Regions from separate parts of the Homo sapiens genome. Here all the other regions are linked to region 1. The links are chromatin contacts, found by Hi-C in ENCODE. All regions are on one chromosome and are shown on one strand. The core of a region is the stretch at or near the end of the contact, and the rest is flanking DNA. Distances in the headings are between cores, read along the strand shown. Region 1 holds the start of SNX12 (sorting nexin 12). Region 2 holds the start of PJA1 (praja ring finger ubiquitin ligase 1). Region 3 holds the start of RTL5 (retrotransposon Gag like 5).

What was found. A loop is a pair of places that touch in the nucleus more often than their neighbours do. Pooled maps may share reads with other maps.
Region 2: a loop to region 1 is called in a pooled map, with 9 times the contacts of the local background. The contact joins the promoter of PJA1 here to the promoter of SNX12 in region 1. A Hi-C loop is called at or near these places in 4 of 50 pooled maps.
Region 3: a pooled map shows a loop between it and region 1 (5-fold over the local background). The contact joins the promoter of RTL5 here to the promoter of SNX12 in region 1. A Hi-C loop is called at or near these places in 5 of 50 pooled maps.

The regions. Positions count from the first base shown.
Region 1 is chrX:71,066,272-71,070,307 of GRCh38, forward strand. SNX12 (sorting nexin 12) reads right to left here and starts at 2,063. Exons shown (of 4, transcript NM_013346.4): 1 at 1,871-2,063. The coding sequence starts at 2,035. RefSeq lists silencers at 2,026-2,219, 2,059-2,278.
Region 2 is chrX:69,163,562-69,167,597 of GRCh38, forward strand. PJA1 (praja ring finger ubiquitin ligase 1) reads right to left here and starts at 1,892. Exons shown (of 2, transcript NM_001032396.4): 1 at 1,811-1,892.
Region 3 is chrX:72,130,647-72,134,327 of GRCh38, forward strand. It overlaps RTL5 (retrotransposon Gag like 5), which reads right to left and starts at 1,269. Exons shown (of 1, transcript NM_001405151.1): 1 at 1-1,269. The coding sequence starts at 894. It overlaps NHSL2 (NHS like 2), which reads left to right. Exons shown (of 8, transcript NM_001013627.3): 2 at 1,433-1,588; 3 at 3,445-3,572. RefSeq lists silencers at 1,060-1,129, 1,290-1,349.

The sequences.
Region 1 (4,036 bases), core at 813-3,312:
GAACAGTCCCTGTTGCTATTAGAATACCTGGAGTAGGGCCAGGCGTGGTGGCTCACGCCTCTAATCCCAGCCCTTTGGGAGGCCGAGGCAGGAGGATCACTTGCGGTCAGCAGTTCAAGACCAGCCTGGCCAACATGGCGAAACCCCGTCTCTATTAAAAATACAAAAATTAGCCAGGCATGGTGGCATGTGCCTGTAATCCCAGCTACTCGGGAGGATGAGGCAGGAGAATTGCTTGAACCCAGGAGGCGGAGGTTGCAGCGAGCCGAGATTGCACCATTGCACGGCAGCCTGGGCAATAGAACGAGACTCCATCTCTTAAAAAAAAAAAAAAAAAAAAAAGAATACCCTGAGTAAAGAGCGATTTCATTCAGAATCCCTAAGACTCTTGGGTAATGCATTGAATGTCTCCAAAACCCCACAGCAGACAGCCCTTATGCTGTACTAGTCATGCCCAAGCTCCCTCAGGTAACTAAGTTCTCCAGCACTGACAATTTCCTGCTTTTATCATATTCTGAAGGACCTAAATTCCATTCTCCCCCAAAGACATGATTTCACATAGTTCTTATATAGACAAGTGTTTCTCATGTTTTGCTATTCACTTTTCTTTCTTCAGTTTGGACTTTGCCAAACTTGGAATCTGGAAATCATAATTTCTCAATAAGATTTCAAAGCCCAAGTAGGAGACCACAATTTCTCATTCAATTCACTCCTTCAACAATGAAAGCACATACACTCTTTTAGTTCTTCAATGCTGTTTGAGCAGGATGCTGTCCACAGAGAATATTCTGGCCTTTTAGTCTGAGAAGAAAACATAAGGAAAACTAGAAAATGATTCTCAAACTGTTTTGCCTATAACCACTTCAAGTGGGCAAAAGATCCTGCAAACCAAGTACTCTATCTGCACATTCCATCCTTGCATTATGGGCTAAGCACTAGAGAGTAAAGTCCTCTATCATGCATGCTGGAAGAAGCCACTCCTGGGCAATTCTGAAATGTCATGTATTAAAGTAACTACAGACCAGGGTCAGAATCCAAAAGGGTAATCTAGGACAGAAAGGGCAAAAAGCCATTCATATACAAAGTACCTAAACGAGAGTCAATAAATACTGAAATAAACATTCTGGATACTTCAAATCTAAAGGATCCACATAGAATGAAAGCAGTGACTGACAAGGCACCAATCCCAGGGCCAGGCCAGGTTTCAAGGCGAGACAGCACGTAGTATCTGCGAAAACTTAAGCATAAAACATTTCTCTCCTTCAGATGCTGATCCGACACAAGTTAGGAAAGCGCTCGGTCTCAAGGAGACTCCCTTTCTTATTTCTGCTCCCACAAGCCTACTGTCTGCCTTTTCTGGAATCTACCTTCCCTTTAATTCAAGGCTTTGCTTTACTCCATTATCCCAGGGAGACCTCATTAGAAAGCAGCCGGCCTTCCTGCCCTCCCTCTTCAGACTTCTCACAACCTAGTTTAGTTATGGAGCTCAGCGATATATCGCCTTGGCTTTCCATCCCCCAGCCCTCTTCCATCCTCCCTCCCTTCCTTCAGTCGCTACAGCCGTGATTCCTATCTCCTTGAATTCCTCACTCTAATCTTTTTCCATCCACCCCACCCTATCCAGCCATGCTTCACTTCCTCATGGGTAGCTTTCCTGCATCCCCGTCCGATGTCTCCCTCAGGAGTTTTCTGCATCCTCCGGCCACAACTGAATCGGCAGACCTCGTTCCAAGCCTATTATACCCCTAACCCCCAAATGACCCCTAAGGCGTCTTCCCCGCCGTTAGTTGCCCCCGCGGTAGCCTCCCTCCCCCCTCCCGCTCGCGCCGCCCGGTCCTCCCTCAGCTGTCTCCCTCACCCCGTGACTCACCCGCATGCGAACCTCATAGGTGGTGAAGCGCGCGCGTCCCACGCCCACCGTCTGAGGATTAAAGATGTCGATCTCCAGGAAGTTACTTGGCGGCCCGTAAGCGTCGGTCAGGTCCTGCGGCTTCGAGTTAAGGCGCCGGGTATCAGCTACTGCCGTGTCCGACATCTTTCCGAAGGAGAGCCTGGGACCGGGGAAAGGGGGTGGGGGACAGAGGCCTGAGGCAGGAGCGCGCACGGCCCCTCCCGCTTGCAAAATAACTAGCCAACCCACAGGCGGCGGCGGCGCGCACGCGCGCCCACGCACGCACGCGCACGCCGCACGGGCCTGGGCCCCGGGCTCTGAATAGCGGCCGTGCTGACTGCTGCGCGCCCTGTAGAGTGGAGGCCATATTCAGGCTTCCGGGTGATGTTTGTGGCCACCCGGGAACCTGCATCCCCAATACGCAGTACCCAATACCCTGCCTAGCAGCACAGGCTGGCTCCGCCAATCGCGGCTCCTCAACCCAAGAAATTGTCTCGTACCGTGTATCAATCAACAGTGGGCACTGCCCCGTGAGCCAGGCTCCTACAGTGATAGGCCGAAGCCCAGTGACCTGAATAAGTCCTGGTTTTCCGCGAAAATAGAAGGGTGGTCTATGGAGGGTGGGGTTCCAACAATAGTACTGAGAACCTATAACGTAGCCGTCCCACCTGTGCCACTGATGGTTTCAGTTCACGCCACACACAATGGCGCACTCAGCACTACGTATGGCGCCAGGAAAGCAGCAAGCAACTAGGATGGGGTAAAGAAAGACATTTCTCTCTTACTTTTCAGGAAAATTGGGCATATCTTACTCCTTGTTGCCACACTCCAGGTGTACTCAATCTTACATTTATCAGCAAATTGAGGGTACTTATTTCATACCTTCTATTTCTACTCCGCAGAACTCCATACTTGGCACTGCTCTGAGGTTGCTTGCAACCCATAATGGAGATAGAATAAATGTTTACATGAGAATATCTATAGAAATATTAATATTTATATGACTAATTTACATATGCTCCACATTAAAGGGTAGACTGGGTGATGATTTCAGGTCATCCTTTCTCCACCTTTCCCCTGCCCTCCTCTACTCAAAAAATATTTCCCATATCACTGATGCCTGAAATTCTTTCAACAGAGTATGAGGCCCTACAATTTCACAATTGCTGTTTAATTCAATTTAACCAATATCCACTAAGCAAATACGTGCCAAGCACCATGCTAAACACTAAAATCCTGGAGTTAAATAAGAGTCCCTGCCCTCAAGGAGTTAACATTCTAGCAAGGGAGACAAGTAAACAAAACTAATATAATGCGACAAATACAAAATAAGTAAATGTTCAAAGCAGCACATAGGAAATGTATAACTGGAAAAATTAGGGGAGGTTCCCCTGGAGGAGGAAACATCTGAGTTTAACAGACATGAAAAGACATAAAGGACAAATAGGAGTGGAAATAGGGAAAGGTAATTTCTGGAATAAGAAACAGCATATGCAGGCCGGGCGCGGTGGCTCACACCTGTAATCCCAGCACTTTGGGAGGCCGAGGCAGGCAGATCACTTGAGGTCAAGAGTTCGAGATCAGCCTGGCCAACATGGTGAAACCCTGTCTCTATTAAAAATACAAAAATTAGCTGGGCATGGTGGCACACGCCTGTAATCCCAGCTACTCAGGAGGCTGAGGCAGGAGAATCGCTTGAACCCGGGAGGCAGAGGTTGCAGTGAGCTGAGATCATGCCACTGCACTCCATCCTGGGCAACAGAGCAAGACTCCATCAAAAAAAGAAAGAAAGAAAAGGAAAAGAAAAGAGAGAGAGAGAGAGAGCGAAAGAAAGAAAGAATACACAAAGTCCTTGCGATAAGAAACAGTGGAGCATTTTTAGGCATTTATCGCCAATTCAGACTGTGTGATGGAAGTGTTTAGAAAGGTAGACTGGCTAGGGATGGGCAGACAAAGGATGATCCGCTTATATTAAGTAAAGGATCTCTGACTTCATGATAGGTGATACAAAGCTTTCTGGTAGGTGATAGGGAGTCCCTGAAGGATCCTAAGCAGGAAAAATACATGATCAGATTTATGTTTTAGAAGAATTGTTTTGTAGACAACATGGAAGGTATATTTAAGTTGAATTATGAAGGTATTGAC
Region 2 (4,036 bases), core at 642-3,141, 1.9 Mb before region 1:
ACTGGACGCTTGGAAGGTGGGTGAAGTACTGTGGAATTGTGCAACGTGGGGAAAGGAAAGACTGCTATAGTTTTTTTTATGGGGTGTCTGCATTTTTCTGAGTGCTGCAGACATACAGGAGAAATGCAAATTGGAATAGAGTGGAAAATACAGATCGCCGTGTGTGCACGAGTGCCTATGTGTCTGTCTATCAAGAGGAGAGGGACAGGTGGAAGGGGACCAGTAATCCTGCAACAGAGGGATGTTTACGTTTGTAGGGGGAAAGGGTATGAGTGTTAGAATGAGACCCATTCTGGATGTGGGTATGAAAATGACAGGCATGGGTGGGGTGGCTTTGGAGGAGAGGGGTGCGTGTATGTATGAGGAAAGGGAAGGTGTTTGTGTGTGTAGCTGTATGTGAGGCAGCTGAAACTACAGAAGGATGCCCATGTTTATGCGTATGTCACAGGCAGAGGAGTGTATGGTTGGCAATGGAGAGGAGTGTCTGAGAGTTTGTGTGTGTGTATGTTAGTCAAAATGGGAGGCAACAATGGAGAAATGTCAGTGTGAGCAAATGCAGCAGGCACAAATGGAAGCGGGGGTGGGGGGTGCGCAGCACTGGAGAGGGATGTGCTTGAGGTGGATGGAACAGAGGCAGGCAATCAAAGAATGATGCCTGCCTGTGTGGATATGGCAAGCAGGGAGGCAGGTTGTGTCCCCGTAGAAGGATTTATGTGAGTGCGAGTGTGTGCACCTCAGGGACCAGCAAAAGAGAGCTGTGTCTGACACACGTGGCAGACAGAGCAATAGAGGAGAGCATTTGAGAAGGGGGTATGAATGAGCACATGTGGCTACATATGTATGTCACTGGCCAGCGATAGAAGGATGTCCTTATGTGTGTATATGACAGGAAGGAAGAAGGAGGGCAGCCGGAGGGGGTGTGTGAATAGGCATGTGTTCGCGAGAGCACGCAGAGGCCGAGCAGGGAGGGGGCCGGTGCTAGAGGTGTGTATGTGGTAGGCGGATAGAGGAGGGGGAAGGCATGGGAGGGTGTGAGGGTGTGAGGGTGTGTGAGAGGGTGTGTGCTGCGTGTGCCTGCGCATGCGCGGGGGAGGGGAAGCACTGGAACCTTGAGGATGGAGGGGCAAGGAGGGGGCTGCAATGGAAGGCTTCTGTGCGGGGGCGCGTGCTCGCGACACACGGGGGGTGGGGGGTAGGGGGGACGCAATGTCATAAAAAGAGGTGGGAAAAGGCCATCAGCTCAAACGGGAGACCCCAACCGATGTGGCAGGGGAGAGGGAAAATGAAAGAAAAGGGCGTGCGTGGGTCTAGTTTTCCCTGAGAATAATTATTTTTTCCTTCCAATTTTTTCCCTGGGAACAGTATTTTTACCTAAAAATCTTAACCATTTACCATTTGGCAAAACAACAGCAAAATATGGGAAGAAAGGCCACGGAGTGCTCCGCAAAGGGGCCGAGGAGGGAAGAAGGAAGGAGAGGGGAGGAGAGGCAGGGAGAAGTGGGAGAGGGCCGCGACCACCACTGCCCTCCCAATAGCGATGAAAGCCACTCGAGTGGGGACCGCGCCACACCAAAGGGGTTCCGGCAGCGGAAGATGTGGCCCCAGAACAGGCCGATGGAGGACATGGGCCTCACTCTGCAGTCAGGTCCCGCGTCCGCCCCACCCCTTCCCGAGGGGCGAACCTGAAAAGCAGTTCCCAGGAACCCCCCAAAATCCTCGCCCCCGTGCCCGGCCACTCGCCCCGCGCCCGGCCACTCGCGCCACCGCCAGCGCCCGGATGAATCGAGGAAACAATCAGCCTTTCACTCACCAAGTCCAGAAAGCCACACGCTTTTCAGAGAAGCAGAGCTCTCGGATCTCCGACCGCCACGACCGCCAGAGCCGCTGCTCCCGGTCCCGAGCTCCTCCCCCGCCAGACAGCAGCGGGGCGGGCGGCGACTGCGGCGGCGGAAGTGATTGTGAAGTCAGCTGGAGCCCGCCTCCTTGATGTGGCGGGGGCGGCAGCTGCTCTCCACAAATCAGGGTGGGCCCGAAAGCATTATTTCATCTTAAATGATGAAATCGTCAAGGATACAGAAAAGGACAGCGAAAAATGTCACAAACACCCAGCTTTAACTAATGTTAAACATTTAGCTATATTGCCTTCTGGTTTTTTAATAAATAAAATAAAATCTGCAAATTCTTTCTGATTAAGTCCAATGTGAGAGTAATTACGTTACTACATCACATCCTATGTTACGTGTTATGGTTGTACCGAAAGTATTAAAACTGTGAAACCATATTTAGGGTTGCAGTAAGCTTAAATTTTTTTTAACCTGATGGTTAAAGCAAATTGAAGCTGTTTATGTTGAATTTGTTGCTGCTAATCACAAAACCAAGCTTCTCTGTCCAAGAGATCATAGGACACAACACAGGTTCATATTCTGTTATTGCATTGCAGTTAAAAATATTGTAGTTACGCCTTTTGGATTTATACCATTTTACTGAATTCTGAAGTCTTTAAATTGCGCTTTATAATGGAACTCTAGTATTTACAGCCAATGTAAACATTTCCCATGTTCACAACAGTAGCAAAGTTTTGTTCTTACTGGAAACAAAATGCATAATAGAACAAAAATCTTAGGGGTAACAACATAATAGAAATAAAATGTATAACTTTCAAACCATTAAAGTAATAATATGTGGAACAAAGAGAAAAACTCATTCTTAACAAAGGTCAAGAAATGTTGCTGGGGGGGTACAAAAAAAAGGATGCAAAAAGAAAACAAAAATGCAGGAATCCAAATATATCAGCATGCATTATGGGTTAACATCTCCTAATAAAAACCAAACTCTTATTTTGAGCATTTTGTTTTTAAAAGCTAAGTTATATTCTATTTATGTGAGTTTCACCTAAAGCAGAAATAGGAATAAAAAATATATGAGAGTAAAATACTAGCAGAAAAAAGGGAGAGAGGGAATGAGGGAAGGAAAGAAGCAAAAAAAAAAAAAAGGAAGGAAAGGAAGGAGGAAACAAACTCGTAACAATATCAATATCCTAAACATCGAGAACTCAAAGTAAAAAGAACTAAAGAGAACAAAACAGGTTGCTTTATTCACTGAGAAAGATATGACAAGCTGGTGGTGTGTGCCTGTAGTCCCAACTACTTAGGAGGCTGAAGCAGGAGGATTGTGTGAGCCCAGGAGGTTGAGGCTGAAGTGAGTGAAGATCACGCCACTGCACTCCAGCCTGGACAACCAAGCAAGATGCCATCTCAAAATGATGATGATAATAATAACAATAATAGAACTTCATTGGTGAGAAATCTGAAACTATCAAATTTTTTAATGGAGATACATTTTCATCTAGCAATTCTACTTCTAGTCAATTGCTCTATTGTGTGTTCTATTGAGACACACAAATGGAGAAAGATATGTGAATAGGAGTGTAGCAAGATAATGCAAACAACTTTAATTCTCCTCAACAAATAAATTGTTTAAATTTATTTAAACATGTTGCATGGTGGCTCATGTACAGACATGGTGGTTGACACCTGTAATCGCAGCACTTTGGGAGACCAAGGCAGGAGGATTGCTTGAGCCCAGGAGTTGAGACCAGCCTGGACAATATGGTGAAACCCCATCTCTACAAAAAAAACGTAAAAATTTCCCTGGCGCAATGGTACGTGCCTGTAGTCCCAGCTACTTGGGAGGCTGAGGTGGGAGAATCACTTGAGCCCAGGAGGTTGAGGCTGCAGTGAGCCAAGATTGCGCCACTGTGATCCAGCCTGGGCAATAGTCAGACCCTGTCTCAAAAAAAAAAAAAAAAAAAAGAAAGAAAGAAAGAAGGCAAGTATATATGTATATATGTACTGGTCTAATATAAATATATTAAGTGAAAAAAGCATGTTGCAGAACAGTGCATTTTAAAAAAAAACATATGATAGTCACAAAAATTTATGTGCCAAACAATGTAGTTTCAAAATATATAAAGCAAATACTGTTAGAAATATAAAGAGAGATCAGGAAGTCTGCAATTATAGTGGGAAACTTCACC
Region 3 (3,681 bases), core at 19-2,518, 1.1 Mb after region 1:
ATCCAGGTCGGCCATTTCTGTTGACCATAAGAGCTCTTTGCGGAAGAATTCCGACAGGCCTTTGAGGAATTGGTTTTGGAGGCGGCAGTCATCCCAAGACAAGAATTGGGCCAGGAACTGAAAAGCATCTGCATAGCTGCCGAGGGTACAGTGGCCCTGCTTGAGCTTGCGAATGGCCTTTTTAGCCACACGTGGGGGGATGGGGCCACAGAATTCCTTACGGATTTCATCCAGGAAGCGCGGGAAGTTGGCATGCAAGGGGCTTCCTTCCTGGGTGACCGAGATGGCCCAGTCCTTGGCTTCGCCAGTGAAAAAGGAGATCAGAAAGGCCACCCGCTCGGCGCCCCCGGGGAAATGAACCTCATGGTCGGCTATGAAGGTCTCTAGCTGCATCAGGAATTCAGCCAGGTAGACTGGGTCTCCTGAAAAGGGCTCTATCTCAGGCCGCTCCAGCGGTGCCAGAGGGGGTTGCGGGGGCGGTTCCTTTGACGCGGGCGGAGGCAGCGCCGGCGGGGGCGGGATGGGCAGCAGAGGGGGGTCAGCGGGCCCGTCGGGGGTGCTGCGATCCTGGATCACGTTAATCAAAAGATCATCCGAGATACAGTCGGGCTCCGCGCGTGGGGGAGGCCGGCACAAGAAGGGCAGTTCTCCCCCGGGAATGACTTCGATCTCACTGAGCGCGAACTCCAAGTTCTCCTCCGCAAGGACGGGCACTATGGGTACTGGCCAGCGGATGTAGCTGGAGACATTGCCCCGCAAGGAATTAACCTCGGCCAGGGCTCTCCCGAGCTGGAGGCCCAAATTGGCATTCTCCCCGCGAAGGGCATTTAATTCTTCGCGCAGGGCCACATTCGCCATGCGGAGGCTGTTGAGATTTCCTGACGCCTCAGACATCTCGACAAGCCCAGGGGCCCTGGGGCTCCGTGGTGGGGAAAGGGGAACTGGAACTACGGGCGGCCGGAGGAGGCCGAAATGCGGCGGCGGGGCTCGGGAGGGACCGAAGTGCGGCAGCGGGGCACGGGCCAGGCCGGGCCACACCCACCGGGGCGAGCTCGGAGGGCGGCGCTCTGGGCGGAGGGCCCGGCGGCTCGGCCCAGGGCGCGTTACCTCGTCGCCGGGGCCGGAGAGGGCGGGCGGAGGCACGGGGCCCGGAGGCGCCAGGCGGAGGATGCGGGCGACACGGTGGCGGCGGCGACCGCGCGACCGGGCGGGCGGGCGGGCAGGGGCGAGCGGAGCGGGAGGGAGCGGACTGCGGCAGGATCTGTCGAGGAAAAATCTTGCGGCCGGCGATTCCCCGCCTTTTAAGCGCAGCCTCGCACTCCCCCCACCCCACGCAGGGGCGGGCCTTGGGGAACCGCGGGCGCCCACTGGCCGCCGCGCGCCGCTCCCCTCCAGCTCGCCTGCGCCTCTCACTGACTCTCTCCTTCCCTAGCTGCAGCTAACTCGGGTCGGGAAAATGCGACAGCGACTGCCCACTCGAGGTCGTCATGGCGACAGCCAGTGAACGTGTTCCTCTCCTCGGGCAGGCCCCCGAGTGTAGAGGAGCTGCTTCGGGAGGCGCAGCTCAATCTCCAGAGCCTGTTGCAAGGTACCGAGAGGGAGGGGGGCTGCGGCCGGAGCCCAGAAGCGAGATGCGCAGCGGCAGGAGGGAGGCAAAGAAGAAAGAGGACAGGGACCAGCAAGATAAAGACAGAGAGTTTAAAAACAATCGACAAAGCAGTTTCCAGCTTTCACCTTTCAGCCTAATGATTCTGAAAGAGGCTATTTCCAGGGCTGTTTCCCCCCATCCCCAGCCCCTTTTTTCAGCTCAGTAGCCCATGGGGAAACAAGGACAGAGACTGAGGCAGGGCCATAAGTTATGCCATTCACCGAGAGCTGGGTGGGAGACTCCCACAATGTGGGCCTACATTCCCTCCAGCCCCCCTCTTGCCACATCGCCCATGCCTTTGGGATCCTGGCACCAGAAGACAAAGGGGGCATCTGCAGGATCTCCCACTCTGGGCTTCACTCACTCTGCTCTTGCAATAACCCCTGGATAGCTACTGCCTCACCAAAGTAAGCCCAATACACAGCACCCAGAGGTCACCTATTTTGTCCCCCCTAACCAAGCCTGAGCTTCTCGATGTAAAGAATCACATCTTGCTACCCTTAGGTTTCCAGAAGCACCTGGCACAAGGCTGGATTCCCTCCCCACCTGCCAAGAGGTGCTCAGTGGATGTTGAGCATGAAAAGAGGTCTTGTCAGCACTCCTTTATCTATACTAATAAAGGTTAACTCTAATGGCGAATAGAAAACTGCTGATGGGCCACCAACAGGATGACAGCCATAACCCCCACCCCCTACCAGGGCAGTGGTGACCTTGGAAAAGCAAGATGCCAAGGGACACCATGAGCCTTGTGTTCAGATAACAAAGGACTTGCCACACAGAAAAAGAGTCGATGTGCTCTGTGTTGCTACCATGGCAGAATTAGGACCAGTGGGTGGAAACCCAGAAGGAGGCACATTCCACCTCCAGATAAGGAAGAACTTTCTGACACACCTGACAGCCCCAACTGTCCGTGGAAGAAATGAGCTGCCTTGGGAGGGAGGGAGCTCCCCTTCCCTGCAGGTGTGTGCGCTGAGGCTGAAGAAACACCTAGAAGGGCTGCTGAGGAGGGAGTCTGGGCACAGAATGAGGCGTTGGACCAAAGAACCCCAAGAGCAACCCCAAATCTCTGTGATTCTGAGTCTTTGTTCAGTGTACATACAGCATGAATGTCCCTTCTCTACTCTCACTTTCTTCATGTATTCTCATCAAATTCATCACTTCAATCAACCCTATTCAAATCTTGTGCATCCTTACTCACTGATGATGCCGCTGAACTTCTGCCTCTTTTATGCTGTTACCTCCTCCTTCCCTCTCCTTCACCTTAGCCCTCCTAGACCTGACATCACTTACAGCGGGACTAAGGTGCAGGGAACACGGCCCACAAAGGCTCAAGTAAAAGTTCTTGACATCCAAGAAAGAACTCCAGATTGGACTTCCTGGTGTAAATCTCTTCTTGCTTCACACAGGTCATTTCCTTGGTAGGGTCGCAGAAAACCTTAAGAGCTGCAGGGCTTCAAAGAGAGGAACTTGCAGTCCAAAGTAGCAAAAGGTGTCTGCATTCTGAGCCTCTTTTCGTAACTGAGCACTCAAGGTGGGGATCATTGAGATAAGGGCTTGGTCCCCAAACCACCACAGCATGAATTTATTGACTTTCTCTTCTCCTCGATCCTCATGGTCCTGGGAAGCAAGCACTTTTCCATTTCCAAATCCAGTGGCTCAAACACCTGGAAATAGCCTAAAGAAAATGCAAGTCAGGCCTGGCAGCTAGAGCAGGAGTCCTGGCTCATGGCCCTTCCCCGGCCCAGCGCTCGGCCATGGCACCCTAGAGTGTGTGTCTCCACTGTGCTATTTTTCAGAAGAATATGAGGAACAGTACTCGGAGGCCAGACTTGTGGGGCAGACCTTCCGCTCTTCTGATGAGGCCACTAAGCCCACCCCCAACCCAAGGCCCCAGTCTGCCAGGCGTCTGGAGTTTATATTGATGGTGAGTTGCCTCATCCCCCACCTGGGAGAGCCAGCATGCACCCACTGACAAGAGACCTCCAGCTGCTTACTTTACCCACTGGAAGCTGCTCAGCCCTGCTCACCAGCAG